Regions from separate parts of the Homo sapiens genome. Here region 2 is linked to region 1. Evidence: chromatin loops called from intact Hi-C (ENCODE). Cell type or tissue: heart right ventricle. All regions are shown on one strand. Each heading gives the region's core, and the rest is flanking DNA. Links, peaks and the distances in the headings are about the cores only.

The links. A loop is a pair of places that touch in the nucleus more often than their neighbours do. Peaks named below come from ENCODE experiments on the same cell type or tissue, not always from the same donor. Only the 100,000 strongest peaks of a DNase experiment are listed, where the experiment ranks them.
Region 2: a loop joins it to region 1, with 2.2 times the contacts of the local background. A loop is called at or near these places in 1 of 110 quality-filtered maps.

What each region holds. Positions count from the first base shown.
Region 1 is chr14:29,738,499-29,746,851 of GRCh38, forward strand. The region is part of intron 1 of PRKD1 (protein kinase D1); the gene reads right to left. Among named protein-coding and RNA genes, the nearest start is that of PRKD1, 190 kb to the right of the region's middle. In heart right ventricle, for the core only: no CTCF peak of the experiment used is centred there; DNase peaks (open chromatin) are centred at 3,463 and 3,823; H3K4me3 peaks cover 459 bases; H3K27ac peaks cover 2,702 bases.
Region 2 is chr14:29,660,942-29,669,294 of GRCh38, forward strand. It overlaps PRKD1 (protein kinase D1), which reads right to left. Exons shown (of 18, transcript NM_002742.3): 3 at 5,136-5,267; 4 at 2,758-2,918. Among named protein-coding and RNA genes, the nearest start is that of PRKD1, 260 kb to the right of the region's middle. RefSeq lists an enhancer at 2,485-3,049. In heart right ventricle, for the core only: no CTCF peak of the experiment used is centred there; no DNase peak of the experiment used is centred there.

The DNA of each region.
Region 1 (8,353 bases), core at 105-8,104:
TCTCTGTCCAGAAAATCTGATTTGTGAAGATAAATCTGTAATACCTATTTTCATAAAGTATTACTTAAAATCTTTTACCTTTTTTTATTTTTTAACCCATCTTACTTTGTTATTTTCTGAGCCACGGGCATGCTGTTCAAATGCAGATAACTCAGAAAAATCACACACCTTGTAATGCTCCTTCTGTAGTTCTTTGTTTCACACTAGCACCTGCAATCACGTAACCTTCTGCTCCACAAGCCCAATGCTTCTTTCTTTCTTTCCTTCCTTCCTTCCTTCCTTCTTTCTTTCTCTCTCTCTTTCTTTCTCTCTGTCTCTCTCTCTTTCTTTTTTCTTTTTTTTTTTTTGGAGACAGAGTCTCACTCTGTTGCCCAAGCTGGAGTGCAGTGATGCCGCAATCTTGGCTCAGTGCAACTTCCACTTCCCAGGTTGAAGTGAGTGATTCTTCTGCCTCAGCCTCTGGTGTAGCTGGTATTATAGGTGTGTGCCACCATGCCTGACTACTTTTTGTATTTTTAGTAGAGACAGGGTTTCACCATGTTGGCCAGGCTGATCTTAAACTCCTTGCTTCAAGTGATCCTCCAGCTTTGGCCTCCCAAAGTGCTGGGAGTACAGGCATGAGCCACTGTGTGGCCCCAATGCTTCTTTTGTAAAGGAATGCCTAACACCAGGTGTCTACCAACTTCAGAAATCTTCAAGGTCCAAATTTAGAAACACAAAAGTCACTCCGGTTAGTCTTCTTCTCTACACTGTATTGACAAAATAACTTCCTTTTCTCATTCAAGACAAGACTTTAATTTACTCCACTCTGTTTTTCTAAAGGCAGGGCTAGAATCTGACCCATAAGCTATCTTCTGCTTAGACCTCTCTTTTTTTTTAGCCACTCTCCTTTCTATTGAGTTCAAAATCTGATTGTTTAAAAAACGGTTTTCCTTCATAATTTTAAATTTGTACCTTAACTTTATCCCATCTATTTGAATTACAGCAAAAATAAAATAAAATAAATGGGAAAAGATATCTAAGACAAAAAAGAATATATCTAATTAAAGAAAAGTCTGCCTGGAATCTTTTGAAATTAAAGTTTTGAATGTGAAATGGCAGATTTTGGCTATGAGATTCTAAAGTTTGTTGTCCTACAAGATATAGAAATACACATATAACTGGAACTCGCTTAACCTTTGGGGAATAAAGCTAGACTATAAATCCTCCTTCCTTGGGCATATAAATATATTGATGTTGTGTATCAAGTATTGCTAAAGAAGTCTAATAAGCTACAGGTTTCTCTTTAAGGCAGATGTGACTCAGTGAGATACTTAATGGTTGGCAAAAACCTTCTTTTATTTTAATTTGAATAACATGTCATCTATTAAGATAAAAGCAATAAGATATGACTTAATAAATCATTAACTCTAATGCAGCAATTTCTGTGTATAGACTTCCTGGAGGTAGTTTAAATCATTATTTTGTTGTATATAATTTTTAAGTTTTAAAATAAATGTTCATATCAAGCAATTACAGGAGGTAATAATCAATGAGAGCCTCACTATTGTTGTGTAAAAACATATTATCTTGCATTATACCTTGACAGATTACTAGTTAGTGATAGCTATTAGAAGTCTTAGTAGACACTTTGAAATTATTCACACAACAGTAATTAGGCGTGTGGATGTGCAGCTTGGAAATGAAAAAAATGTACTTCACACTTCACACTATTTGTCTCACTCTGAATAAAACTGTCACTATAGCACAATGAAGATTTTTATATTTCATAAAGGCTAAATGTTTATTACTTTAACAAATTAAAAATAATAGACACAGGTACTGAACAAAATGAAGGCTATGACAGCAACTAAAAAAGTTTAACCAAAAGTTAAGAATCATTAACTTTAGAGAAGAAAAACTCATTTTAGAGATGAGTAAGTTGATGTCCAGAACATATTAAGGAATATTTTCAAGGTGACAGTGGTAGGTAGTGCCAGAATAATAGCTAAGAGCTAGTCTCTTGAATTTTACTGCTTGATCTTTCCTCTCAGTTCTGCTTCTCTTAGAAAGGAAAGACAGAAAGAATGGCCAAATGTCCAGCAAACAGTGATTCAGAACTGAAATCCCTGAGCACTTTTCTTTACCAGAAAGCCCTGGACCCAGGCTTTTGGATTTTGAATAAAACCAAAGTAAATGATTTAATGAGCTTTGTAGCAGCTGTTCCTGGCTATCTTCAATTCTACTATTTGACCCAGCAATCCCATTACTGGGTATATGCCTAGAGGACTATAAAACATTCAACCACATAAAGACACATGCATATGAATGTTCATTGCAGCACTATTCACAATAGCAAAAACATGGAATCAACCTAAATGCCCATCTATGACAGACTGGATTTTTAAAAATGTGGTACATATACACCACAGAATATGATGCAGTCATTAAAAAGAATGAGGGCATGTCTTTTGCAGGACCATGGATGGAGCTGCAGGACATTATCCTTAGCAAACTAACACAGGAACAGAAAACCAAATACCACATCTTCTCACTTATAAGCGGGAGCTAAATGATGAGAACTTAGGGATACAAAGAAAGGAACAACAGACATTATTGGGGCCTAATTGAGGGTGGAGGGTAGGAGGAGGTAGAGGAGCAGAAAAAAAATAACGATTAGGTACTAGGCTTAGTACCTGGGTGATAAAATTGTTTATACAACAAACTTTCATAACACAAGTTTACCTATATAACAAATCTGCACATGTACCCTGGAACCTAAAATAAAAATTAAAAAATAAATAAAGTTCACCGTGAATATTATCATAATTAATGTTTATAAACTTGCCTCTCAATCATATTTCTATATTTTACACGTTTAGGTATACATATATGACATATGTCATGTGTATATACTTGCATATATACTTATACCTGTTTGTATGTTTATTACTTCATTGACTACCTCCCAGAACCACTGCAGAGATTAGATGAACCAACATATGTAAAGTAATTACTATTGGCCCAGACTCATAGCAAATGCTTTATATATGTTCGTTGTTGTTATTATAAGTAGCCATGACCTTGAGAAGTTCTTCTAGGCCACTCTGTTCTAGTTAAAAAACGTCAGATAAGGAACGACACAGACACATACATCATGCACACTCAGTGGTCTGCAATTTCTGCTTGCCTTCTATAACTTCAATACAGCTCCACATGATTTCTAATTGGCTCTACCTAAGTCCTAAAAACTAAAAAGGCTAAAAACTAAGGTTTTCTTAACTTCCATTTTGTTAATTTTACTGACACTTATATTCATTATATCTATATATCTTGTTTTTCCTCAAAATTAACCTATATTCAGTGACAAACTGATTTTTTTTAAAAAAACTCCCTTTCTTTGATTAATATTATGACATTTTTACATTAATTCCATGTATTGTGCTAGAATCAAGCAAGGGCCATGGATTTGGATGCTGGCATGGATTCAGTGGAATTCCATTGTTCTGACTGTGCTACAAATGATCCTTTGGTTCCAAGGACAAAAATCTCATTTCCCAAAGCCAAATCCCCAAGGAAGTGGTGTATTTCTTTCTTCTTTGTACTGATAAGTGGACAGTGCATCTGATTTAAAGGATCAAAATCAAAACAATTTCTCTCATTTACTTTGATGTTCCTTGAGATAGGAAAGAATTTCTTCTCCCCTTGTAAAATGCTGTACGGCTTCTGGAAAAAAATGCTGTAGCATGCAGGAGAGGAAAGGAGAGCCAAAGACAATAAAACCACCTGCCACCCCAACATTAGTGACGTTTATTATTTTGGTCTTTCCGTTCACTCCCAAGTGGCCAGATGTCCTCAGCTGAACTGACGGCCAATAGCAGATTTTGGACTCGCCTACAAAGACCTTTCTATGCTTGTATTAAAAGGGTATCTGCAAAGGTTCTATGCGTATCTGTGATGTTTGGGATCTTGATTCAGGTTAGTAGGTCATAGAGAAATGTATCATACTTCCAGCAAATCTGACTAATGGTCTGTTGCTGTCTCTCTTAAAGGCAGATATAATTTACAAAGACTAAATCTAAAGAACAGTAAAAAATAGCAAGTTACACTTGACCCCATGAAAGGCTGAAATAAAAAATGAGATATTGAGGAAAAAATCTATAGATGTTCATGTTCTTTGCTTTAGGATACCGTAAAAAATGAGTATCAAGGTAAAATGTTATACTGTGACTATGCATAAAATAATCGCTTTCATTTTTCATGCATATAATCGATCAATATATATCTATGCTAATATGAAATAACTTCAATTTTGTTAGAGAAACAATGGCAGCTTACCTACTGAGAGCTAGATAAATACCTTGTCACATAAGTTATTCAGTACAAGTTTGTATCTTCATTTTATTGGATAACTGGGAACACAGTAGTAAACAATACAAAGAGCCCTCACCCCCATGAAGGTCTGAGATATGCCTAAAATTCTTGAGTTTCATGGGATTGTCACAGTCAATCCCCAAAAAGCTAACATCCTGACATTCTTCATCCTGCTCCCTTTATATTTCTGTAATCCAATTTGCTTATAATCACAAGACTATAAAGGAGTCAGAGTGAGAAATGTTTTAAGCAAGATATTTTGAGAGGAGTTTCTTTGCCTTTAAAAAAGGGCAGAACAAACTTTTCTTGAGGGAAATCTAGTTTACACTCAAGGTACCTGAGAAATCTCAGCTTGTGAATAGGCCGGTAACTAGAGGTTCTCAAAAATCTTTATTGTATTCTAGAAGAAACTGGGAGCGCAGAAGAGGCTAGCTGCATGAGTGTGTCATTTCATCTAGATTCAGTCACTGCACTAATTCACATGCCTTTTCACTGGAAGGGAGAGAAAGGGTATATATAAAAATTAAAACTGAAACATTTGAATTAAACATGGTATTTTATATATATATGGAGAAAGAGAGAGAAAGCTAGTTTGAACACAGAGAACCAAGCAGAGAACCAAAAAAAATTTTGATGTCTCACTCTAAATTCATAGAACATAAAATTCACTAGTGGAGACAAGAACATGTTAGGAAACAGAACATCTTGCCTCACAAAACTTCAAACACAACAATCAAAATTCAGATTGCAGACAAAACATTCAAGATATATTGCACTTCAGATTCCACCCCATTTATAGAAATACGCCTCACAAGAAGGATCTGAGTTTCCTGCATGCACGCTCCCTTGAATCGACTCCAGGCAGGCTGTCTGCCCAACCTCTACTCTCAAATCTCTCTCTTTAAACTGCCAATCAATGCCCTTCACATTGCCAGCTTCTATGGGTAATTCTCAGTTCCTCACAGACATTTCAGCAGCATGTGACCCAGTGGATCACTCCCTCTTTCAAACAACACACTTTCTTCTCTGGATTCCAGAATAGTGTATTCTTTTGTCTTTCCTCCCACTTGACTGGCTATCACTTTTTAGTCACTTTTACTGAACCCTCTTTTTCTTTCCAATCTCTAGATAGGTGCTGGAGTGTTCAGGACTCACTCTTCAGAAAGTTTATTTTCTCTGTTTATCATCACGCTCTTAAAGGATCTCATCCAGTCTCCAGACTTTAAATATCGTTTATACTCGGGTGACACAAATTTCTAACTCTATCATTGAGCCTCCCCTTAAAACATGGACTCATCTATCTAACTGATACACCATCTCTGCTGAGATGTATCTACAAGGTATCACATATTAACATGTTCAGAACAGAACTCTTAATTATCAGCCCCCACTGCCCCTCTTTGCTGCTCCGCATCTCAAGAAATGTCACTGCCATCCAGTTGTTCAGTTAGAAACCCTGGATTTATCTTTGAATTTTCTTTTTCTCTCTCACATATCTAATCTGTCAACAGATCTTGTTGCCTGTACATTAAAAGCACAATATACTCCAAATCCAAAGTTTGTCACCATCTCTACTGCTGTCTCCCTAGTCCAAGCCACAACCTCTCCAAAACCTGAATTAACTGCACAAGCCACCTGCCCCTACTCTTGCCCCCAGCAATCTACTCTACAAAGAGGAATTGGAATCATTCTTTTTATTAAAAAAACAAAACAAAACAGAATTTCACCCTTTTTGCCCAGGCTGGGGTGCAATGGCGTGATCTCAGCTCACTGTAGCCTCTACCTCCCGGGTTCAAGTGATTATCCTGCTTCAGCCTCCCGAGTAGTTGGGATTACAGGTGCCCGCCACCATGCCCAGCTAATTTTTTGTATTTTTAGTACAGATGAGGTTTTACCATGTTGCCAAGCTGGTCTTGAATTCCTAGCCTCAGGTGATCCACCCGCCTTGGCCTCCCAAAGCGCTGGAATTACAGGCATAGCCACTGTGCCTGGCATGGAGTCATTCTTCTAAACATGTGTCAGATCAAAGCCCTCCAACAGCTTCCCTTCACACATAGAATCATCCCAAAGTCAACCAGAGCTCATAGGCTCTCATCCAAACTATTACATCGCCACCTCATCTTCTTCTACCTCTTTTCCTCCACTCTGGCCTTATTACTGTTTTTCAAATAAGCAATTCCACCTTAGGGCCTTTGTGCTTGTGGCTCCTCCACCACCCCGGGATTGCAATATGCTTTTCCTCTATATTCACATGGCTAATTCCTCATTTTGCTCGTGTCACCTCCTTAGAGAGGCTTTCCCTGACCATCCACAAGGAATATAACAGTTCCTCTTACTCATATCTGTTGTCCTGCTTCCTTTTAATCAGATAAGTCATCACCACCTACACTTCTATGATATATCTATCTTTTTAAAAAAGAATTCTGTCTCTTAACTCAAATATGGGTCCATTAGAGTGGGGACTTTTTCCATCCTAGTCACTGTTGTATCCCAAGAGACTACAACAGTGTCTGGTACACCGTACATGCTCAGTATACATTGTTGAATCAATAAATGAACGAATAAGTCACAACGTGAGCTGTTTTATCTCACAAAGTATTAAGGGAATTAGTTAATCATTATTGTTATTATTTTTGAGATAGAGTCTTGATGCATCACCCAGGCTGGAGTGCAATGGTGCAATCATAGCTCACTGCAACCTTGAACTCCTGGGCTCAAGCAATCCTCCTGCCTCAGCCTCCTGAGTAGCTAGGACTACAGGCACATGCCGCCATGCCCAACTAATTATTATTATTATTATTATTGTAGAGACAGGGGGTCTCACTATGTTGCCCAGGCTGGTCTCAAACATCTGGCCTCAATGATCCTCCTGCCTCGGCCTCCCAAAGCACTTGGATTACAGGTGTGAGCCACCTGCACCCAGCCCATTTTTTAAAACATTACCAACCAAAGCAACACTGGAAACAGACTAATGATTTATCAATGGAGGGTTCAGGCTCCTTGTATCTGGAGACATTTTAAGAAAATGGTATCTAACTATCTATAGGTTTGAACAGATTATCTCTCTTCCTATTCCAATTCCACAATTAAAACATTTCAATGACCTGTATTTACTGGGACGGTCCGTTCCCCTTTGACTCTTAAAATAAAAGCAGTATTTATTTTTAGAAATCAGGATTTCCTTTCCTACAGAGGTTACAGCTCAGACACACTTGAGCACTGAAATGTTTACGATGACTTTGGGAGACTACTCACACTAAAGCAGCACACTTCCCCAGTGTGGAACCTCCAGGTCTCTGAGGGCCTAATTCTCATTTTTGGTGCCACTGTGGGAATTTCCTTCCTTGCCTTATCAGAGTATCTTGACCTTACCCCTCTAGAAAACTTTAGTTAAGCAGGGAAAACTGAATGCGCTTATTCCTAATATCAATAGATAACCACACCAACTTGGCTTGGTTCACCTTGCTAATTTATCTACTACCACCTGCCACTATCCCCTCAGTCACTCTTCTCCAGAACCTTCAACCACCAAGCACCTGGCTTCATGGCTTTTGTTCTTACTGTTACCTTGGCTTGGAACATTCTTCCACATAAAAGTCCACTGGTACACACTGTCATCTGATTCAGGTTTCTGTCTAAATATCCTTCTATTATTTATCTCATTGTGTGTGTACATATATACACACACACACACACACACACATAATCCCTCTACTCATTAACATGTGAGCTCACTTGGGGAGCGACTGTGTGTGTGCTTTGGTTCATTACTGTATCCCCAGTACCCAGGCTCAGAGCAGACAGTCAATAAACAGTCATCGAATGAATGCTCAATAAGTAGCTAGCATATTTTCATCATCCCTTCCCAATTCTGTTCATTATTCAGTGAACGAATTTTCATTTAATTCAGAACCTACTAAAAGCAGCCTATTTTGATACCAACATTAGAATATAACTTCCTTTCTCAGTTATAAAATGATTCACTTTATTGATTTGGAGA
Region 2 (8,353 bases), core at 41-8,040, 78 kb before region 1:
AGAACTGTTATAAATTGACCACATCTTGGAATTTTTTAAAGATGGACTGTTTTATGGATAGCATAATGGATAGTTTACTGCCAAAGTTGATGACAGTTGAAGTTTGTCATGTGATCTATGCTATTATAATATTTTTTCTATCTTAACATTAGAGAAATCTGAGATTGAATTTCTGTGCCCAAATGGATAAACAAACAGAATTACCAATGTCGTAATCTGTATCTGAAAAAGAAACTTTATAGTCAAAATAGGCAATCATTTATGGAAAATATAACTTTCTCATATTTGAGAGAAAATATACTTACCATGGCAGACTTGCAAAATAAATGGTCTAGTGGCCTTAATGAGCAATGCTGTCTTTACAAGGGTCAGGCCATCATTCTTTTTGGAAATGGAAATTATTCTTTAATGTATATAGAACCCAAAGGTTTTACTATTATTGCTATAATATCACCTCTTATTAGGCACCCACTATAACTTTTAAACTATAGTTATTGGTGTTACTGGGTTGAAAAGGGATATAGGCATGGTACTCCCCGTGTGCCTTGGTCGAGCAGGGTGCTTTTGTTCCCGTATGAAGAAGCGAAGACATGAAAGGGAACAAAGGCAACAGGGAAATATGTGTCCTCCTCAAGGTGGGCCAATGTTTCCTACTTTCTCAGGGATTGGGTAAAAACAAAGACAAGTAGGCACCCCATAAGGACACAAAGGGCTTTGCTGTGTTTAAAACATGATTCTGAGAACCAGTGTGTCAAATAGTGTCACAAACATTACTTCCAAATGCATTTCTCATTTAAAGTTTACCTGAAGGCATTTTACACAAGGTTACGAAAGCTTATGACTCCCATCCCAGTAGCTTTAAAAAGTATCTTGTGGCTCCAATATTTTCTCACTTAATAAATATCTGATTTGATCATAATTTTACAAGCATTCTTGACAAAGTCTAATTTTAAAAATGTGTACTTATAAAATAGATTTTAAGCATTTTACAAAAAAATTTTAATTCACCATTTAATTTCAACATTTTATGTAACGTATCAAATAATTCAAATAATTTAGTGGTTATTTAATTTGGTTACATAAAGCATTATTTTATTGCTTTAATTTGGTTTTATTGCTTTTATTGCTTTTAAGCTTTTATTGCTTTAAGTTGGTTTAAAAACACAAAAATCCGTGTTAAATTATACTTACATAAGCTAAATTAGATTTATATAGAAACCATACATTTATATACATATATGCATAATTTACAATGTTGTTTCTTAAACTTATTTTTAAATGTCTATCTTATAAACATCATGACTCTCAGCAGCTATGCTTAAAAGCAAGAGTAATTGCTGTAACTTGTAAAATCACTAATTGCAAAAATTCAAACTCAAAGAACTTCTGAGCTGAGAAGATGACATAGGATTATTTTAAAACACAGACTTTGACTTAAGCACTTATCAGTAAGAATATCATAATTTCAATTAATAGAACTTCATGGAATAATATATGATCATGCATACATATTCTGAATAGGTATGAAGTTATAATATGTTCTTCTAGTTATTGGTGAAATTTAGTACCTGCCTTCTCCAACTAGGTTCACTTAGTGATGTACTGAAAACACAAGAAACCCCTAAAAGAGAGCCTTATAAAAGAGTATGGGATTTTCCTAATTATTAAAATAATTCATTTCATTTATACTCCTGGTTTACACTGTAAAAAAATTTTGGTGATATAAAGATCGTGATCACAATAAAATATTTTCCAAACAAGTAATTTATACAACTTCTTATAGATGTCTTCAGAATTTGTTACCACTCTCCACTCCAAGAGGGATCTATTCAACCTAAATGTTTAAGTATTTTCAAAATTTTTTTCTCTCTAATTGATTTTTACAGTAACAGGATTATAAAGCATCATTGTAATATCCATCGGGAGATAGAGGGGGTAAATATGGGAAATTTAAATCCTCAAACTATTAGCGTATTTCAGAATGTGTTTTTATTTTAAATAATTCACATAATTACCACAATTTTTATTTTGTTTCGAATGTTTGGAAAATCCAAATTTAACTTTCTTAAGGAAGAATATTAACCATATCCATAAGATATATATATATTTATTTGCATATTTTATATATAATATATATAAAATATATACTATATAATATATATAATATATAAAAATATATATCTTATGGATATAGTTAATATTCTTCCATATATATATATATATATATATTCTAGAGCTAATGGAAATATTTAAAGTGTTAAGTCCTATTTTTCTCACAGGACTTATCAATCAGTTTTTGACAATAAGCTGGCATGTATGCCAGTATGCCAAGCAATAAAGACTTTCATGGTTTCACAAGAGCAAATTTCAAGTTTCCTCCCAAAATAAATATTCAGCCATGCCACAAATTCCTCTAATAATCTTCAGAGAACATTTTGTATCTCTCTGGTTTCCAAATTTTGACAAGCGATGTTTTGCAACATTAACACATTAGTTCGTGCTGCTCTGGCCCTGTGACCACGATAAAACCTCACATATTTTATCATTTCACTAAGCTCAGAGATAAAAGCAAACTCAAAACTGTTGGATATTTGATGAGACACTGACCAATCTACAGCACAAGCCCTGAAGAAACACTGTCATTAACACCCTGGCTGCATTCTCCCTCCTAGCGCCCTGTCTTGGATTGACATTGCTATCACATCACCCCACAGATTTCTCATGTAAATGGGGAAGTGGGTAAACAGGAAGCCATACCAGAAGGGGCTCATCAGGGGCACTTGTAGAGAGTTCAGCAGATGATGTGCGGATGGTGCTGACCCCAGTGAGGGAAACGTTTGAGAGCCTTCTCCGCCTCACACCGCTGCAATTGTTGGGTATTTTAAATGCACATCTCTTATGGTAATTCAGACCACACCCTGGAAAGGGAAAATAAAAATTATTTTTATTGAACCATAAATTAAAAAGTGATTCCAATATTAGTGTAAAGTAGAAATTTAAAAAATAGTACAGCTTCCATTTTCCTTGAGAGTATTTGGAAATTCACATTTTCTTTTGAACATTCTCTGAATTTTTTTTCCAATTTGTTAATGGGTTTTGAATTCTGATCTTATTGCACAAGCTCAGGAACTATGCTAGGTATCATTTTTAAAAATGTTCTGTGATATAACAGTCTTAGGCTTGAAGGGATATAGAAATTAACTCAAATTAGATAATCTGAGCCACTTTTAGCTGCCGTAAGTTCAAATGTGAGTGGACACATAAAGGAATATTAATCACAGCACATCACAAGTTTTAGACAACACTAATTTGAATCTGGGCCTCATAACTTGCTTGTCTACATGGCCTGGAACAAAGTTTCACCTCAGTTTTCTCGTCTCTAAAATGGAGGTAATAACTACCTTGTAGAATTACTAAGAAGATATATAAAGTACCTCACATGCTGGTTTCCACATGGTAGGTGATCAATAATTGGAAACAGATTTCCCACCTAGGCAAGTGTCAGTTTCTTTTCAATATTTTTAATATTCATATTCCCCACGTAGCTGGAGGCCATTACTTAGAATCTCTCCATGTGTCACACAGCAGTCCGGACAGACAAATTTTCATAAAACCAGATTTTAGGCAGAGTTTCTTCCAGATTATTGTCTGCTAGCTTCCCTCTTCACAGACAGAAATTCAAAAATTGTGGATAGTTTATTTGTAGGTTGCATAATAAATGCTCAGTTATATTTGTCAAAGTTCAAAGAACTCTAACCCTGCCCTCCCAATCCAAAGAGAATAGAGTACAATTGCGCCAGTTTTAAAGATTATATCATGGTGTCCTAGCACCTTGAATTGTGCAGTTCAAAGTGTTCTTTCCACATTATGATAAAATTATGTTGTTGGTGCAGAAATGCAGATACATGTTCCAGCTCGCGACTCAACAGCTGAGTGAACTTAGACGGTTTAATTTCCTGAATCTCTGCTCATTTCAACAAATGTGTATTCAATGTCTACTATTCCAATTTCTGACTTATTTACTAGGCAAATTTTATTTTTAGTCGGCTGATAAAATATTGAGCACCATATAGGGGTGAAACATGTCCACATGATAAGGGAGAAAAGATGTGAGAATAAGGGTTCCCAGGTCAGACCAACTTTGTTCAAGACAGGAAACTTAAAGAAATGAACAGAAGAGAATCCATGTACCCCCTAAATGCCTGGAAGATACTTCGGGGAGATACTGCTACACTATTGTAGAGGGCACAACATAAGCAGATAGCTCCATCATGCATTATTTTTTATTTTTTACTATTTCATTAGCTTTAGGTGTACATGTGGTTTTCAGTACATGAATGAATTATATAGTGGTAAAGTCTGGGCTTTTAGTGTAGCTGTCACCCAAATGGTTTATGTTCATTGTACACAATAGGTAGTTTTTCATCCCTCAGCCACCTCTGAACCTCCTGCTTCTGATTTTCCAATGTCTATTACACCACTGTGTGTGCCCCTGTGTACCCACAGATTAGCTTCCACTTATAAATGAGAACATGTGGTATTTGGCTTTTGTTCCTGAGTTACTTCAGTTAGGATAATGGCCTCCAGTTCTATCCAAGTTGCTGCAAAAGACATTATTTTGTTCTTTTTCATGGCTGAGTAGTATTTCATGGTGTATATATATAATGCATATTGTGAATTGTATTCACAATTGCAAAGGTATGGAATCAACCTAAGTGCCCATCAACCAATGAGTGGATAAAGAGAATGTGGAGTGTATACACGCACACACACCAATGTATATACATGTTTGTATATATGTGTGTATATGTATATATGTGTATACATACATAGATCTATGTACATAGGTGTATATATACATAGACTTATGTAATAGGTGTATATATAGATAGATCTATGTATGTATACACACAAAAAAACCTATATTTTCTCAACCAAACGAGTGGATGAAGAAAATGTATATATACACACATATATATGTGCGTATATATATGTATATATGTACCACATTTTCTTTATCCACTCATTGGTTGATGGGCACTTAGCTTTTACGTATCTTTGCAATTGTGAATTCTGCTGCGATAAACACAGGAGAACAGCACACATTTAACTTGCATGGGAAGAAAATAACTTACCTTCACATTTAAGACCTTGACGTACCAGCCCCCACAGCATTTCTCCACAGTGATCACAGAAAGCTGGAGCTCTGTATGAATGAACAAAGAGAGCGTGGGGACGAATCTGAAAGTCTTCAAAGGTGGCGGAAGCTGTAAAAATAGTGATGTTGAAAAGTAAGTTGAATAGGCACTCTGATCTGTAAATAAAAAGTATGCAAGATAATAAATATGCCAGTACGGATATAACTCCCTAGGCAAAGTTAGGGAAGATAAGATGCAACACAGCTTGCACTTTCAGCCATTAGACATTATTCCCAGCCATAGTTTTACAGTTGGTGGCACAGCAACCATCTCTCTTCTCCTCTTCCTGCTTGACCAAGTTTCAGACCACTTTAAAAACAGCCAAAAAAATAGCAGAAAGCATGAATGAAAGTATAAGTACACCTGATTTACAAACACCTGATGATACTTAAAAAATATTTTACTTTTTCTCTTACTTAAATGAGTGAGAAAGGTATTCAAAAATATTAATGAAAAGAAGAAAGTTGATGAATTCAGATAGATCCGAAAAATAGTATCCTTGAGTTTGACAATGAAGAAGTACATTACAGGGTCCAGTTGAAAGATAGATATAAAATATGAGTGGCTTCCTTATATAGGGATAGAGCTGTCTGAACTCTTGGGCAATGTATAATAACTAAGCATTTAAATCATGACTGAGCAACAACCAAGCAGCCACTTCACCAACATGCCAAAGAGAGGGATTTAATACATACGCTGGTGAACTGCAGTCCATTCTGAGAAATACACCTTAATCAACCATATTCATGTTGTAGGGAACTTTTTGGTGTTGCTTACTGTTGCTTATTCTGTATGGTACTCATACAGGATATTAAAATCCATTTTTATTACATCTTTCCATATGATATTTTTATTGTATTATAAAAGTGGTTTGTGCTGTTTTGTTGTTGCTGAAATCAAGAAATAGAAAGGTATCGACAGCGGAAAGATGAGCTTTTTTCTTAGTGTCCTAATGGAAAGTGGTGGATCTTTCCAGACCTATGTGCACACAGTAAGCCTGAGGTTGCGGCTGCACAATATAGCACAGTACAGCACCTGGCAGGCAGAAGACCTGGGGGAAGCCTGACCTTTACCGGAGTGACATCTCAATAAGCACGAGTCTCAGTTTCTCATACCTAAAAAGAGACAGTCTGTCTGATGATGACTTCTCCAGTCCCTTAAAATTTAAACTTCCATTAATGTAAGAACAGAACCATATGAACTTAACTTTGTAAGATTTTATTTTACGAGAATTTTGGGGAAAACTGAGGCCTTCAATATATTCCTTGTCTTCTGCCTTCCTTTCCTTTCCTCCTCAATTCAAATAAGTTTAAGAAATTGCATATCACATTTCCCACTTCAAGATCCACAATATAATTGTCAATGCTTAATCCAAGTAGATCAGAAAAAAAGTGTGGTTTGGGTGCCAATCACCTACTTTGGTGGTTTGGTCAAAATGTGTCCAATTGGGAGAAGAATAAATTCTTTTTAAAATTGGTCTCTCATACTCATGTAGAAAATTTATTTTTAAAATATCAAAGAAAATAATTAAAGAGAAAACTTTATGTCAATTCTTAACTTCTAGCTTCTCCCCTCAGCCCCAAAATCACCCCTCCAGACCAAACAACTATGACAATACTATCACAACGATTAGTTGAATAATTACTTTAGTATTCAAAATAAGCCACATTAGAATTTGACAATACAAATACCAAGCTGGATTCAGACATTTTTGGAATTAATCAGAAGGAATATAAATAATTAAACTAAAGATTTTCAGTGACACTCCTCCAATTTATGCTAGGTAAATTTGTTTTTTTTTTTTCTTTCATTTTTTGAAGAGGATTAACATTCATAAGCAGTTAGCACCCTTGACTTATGTTTAAATGCCATATTTCTAAAGTTCAATTTTAATATTCTCCTGTTAATTTTAGAATAATTAAATACATTTTTAAAATAAAACTATGAAGTGTGGTGAGGTTTTTACATCCATTTGAAATCAAAGCACAACATCCATTCATTATGAATTTACCTGTTCTGCACCCTGGGGGAAATCAGCATTAGTTGAGTGTATGCATGCCACCTCGCCTAATCACAAAATTGCACTTCAGAGATAATCACTTAGCACAGGAAAACAAAGTGAATGCTGTAATTCCATTTCATTTAAGTTTAGGAATCAAAATGGACAGATAAGAATAGGAATATTAAAGTGTCTAGAGATTCCAAGAGAGGAACAATGGGCTATCTGTTAGTCTGTCATAATCAATCAGCCAACCTAAATTAAAACCATATGACAGGGCAACAAACTAAACACAATAGGCCCCTTATACTGGTATTTGTGTCTCTTTTATTTGCTCTATTCACAGCCTATTGTTATACTCCAGTGTGCAAGAGAAGAGAAAATGACATGCTTTTCTTAGTCATTGAGCATTTGAAACAGGTAATTGAGCCAAAAACCCTAAGATAATCAGTTCTTTTATGGTTCATTATAAATTGTTGCACAAATGGAGTAAACTGTTTGGTTAGCAGTACAGAAGAAATAAGGCTTCTGAAGCAAAATAATCTCTGGAGGTCAAAATTATTTGCATAATAAAATAAAATAACGACAGATCTTCCAAGATTTTCAGTACTTTTTTAAAAAACTGGTAATTTTGGCAATGGGAGAAGCATAAACTCTTGCTGGCTATGACAAGTTGAGACTGATATAATGAGAGGAAATGCTTAAGCAATCTATAAGGTAGTTATTATGCCAAACCCCATTTTACAGATGAGAAAACTGATACTCAGAAATTAAGGAGCTACACTAGGTAATACAGAATCTGAACTGAGGCAGTCCTGACACCAGAACCATATAAACTCTCTCAGCCACCATTACTCAACTTGTATTTTTTTGACTATTTAAACACTATGGATTATAAGCTGCACCTTTATTTTATGTATCACTGAAAAATATTTTTTAAAGAGTACAATTAAATACATATAACACACAACCCCTTGTAACATGCATTATTATCTTATAACAATGCTGGGAAAATAAGAAGCCATGAAATAAAGTATAGAAAAAAATTAATCCAGTTCTCAAGATCAAAAATTCTTTTAGTATGCTTTTTGCATGAGCTCCATGTTTAGAAATCCTCCTTTCCAAACAAATTAAGGAAAAGTCATTGGTTTTTCAA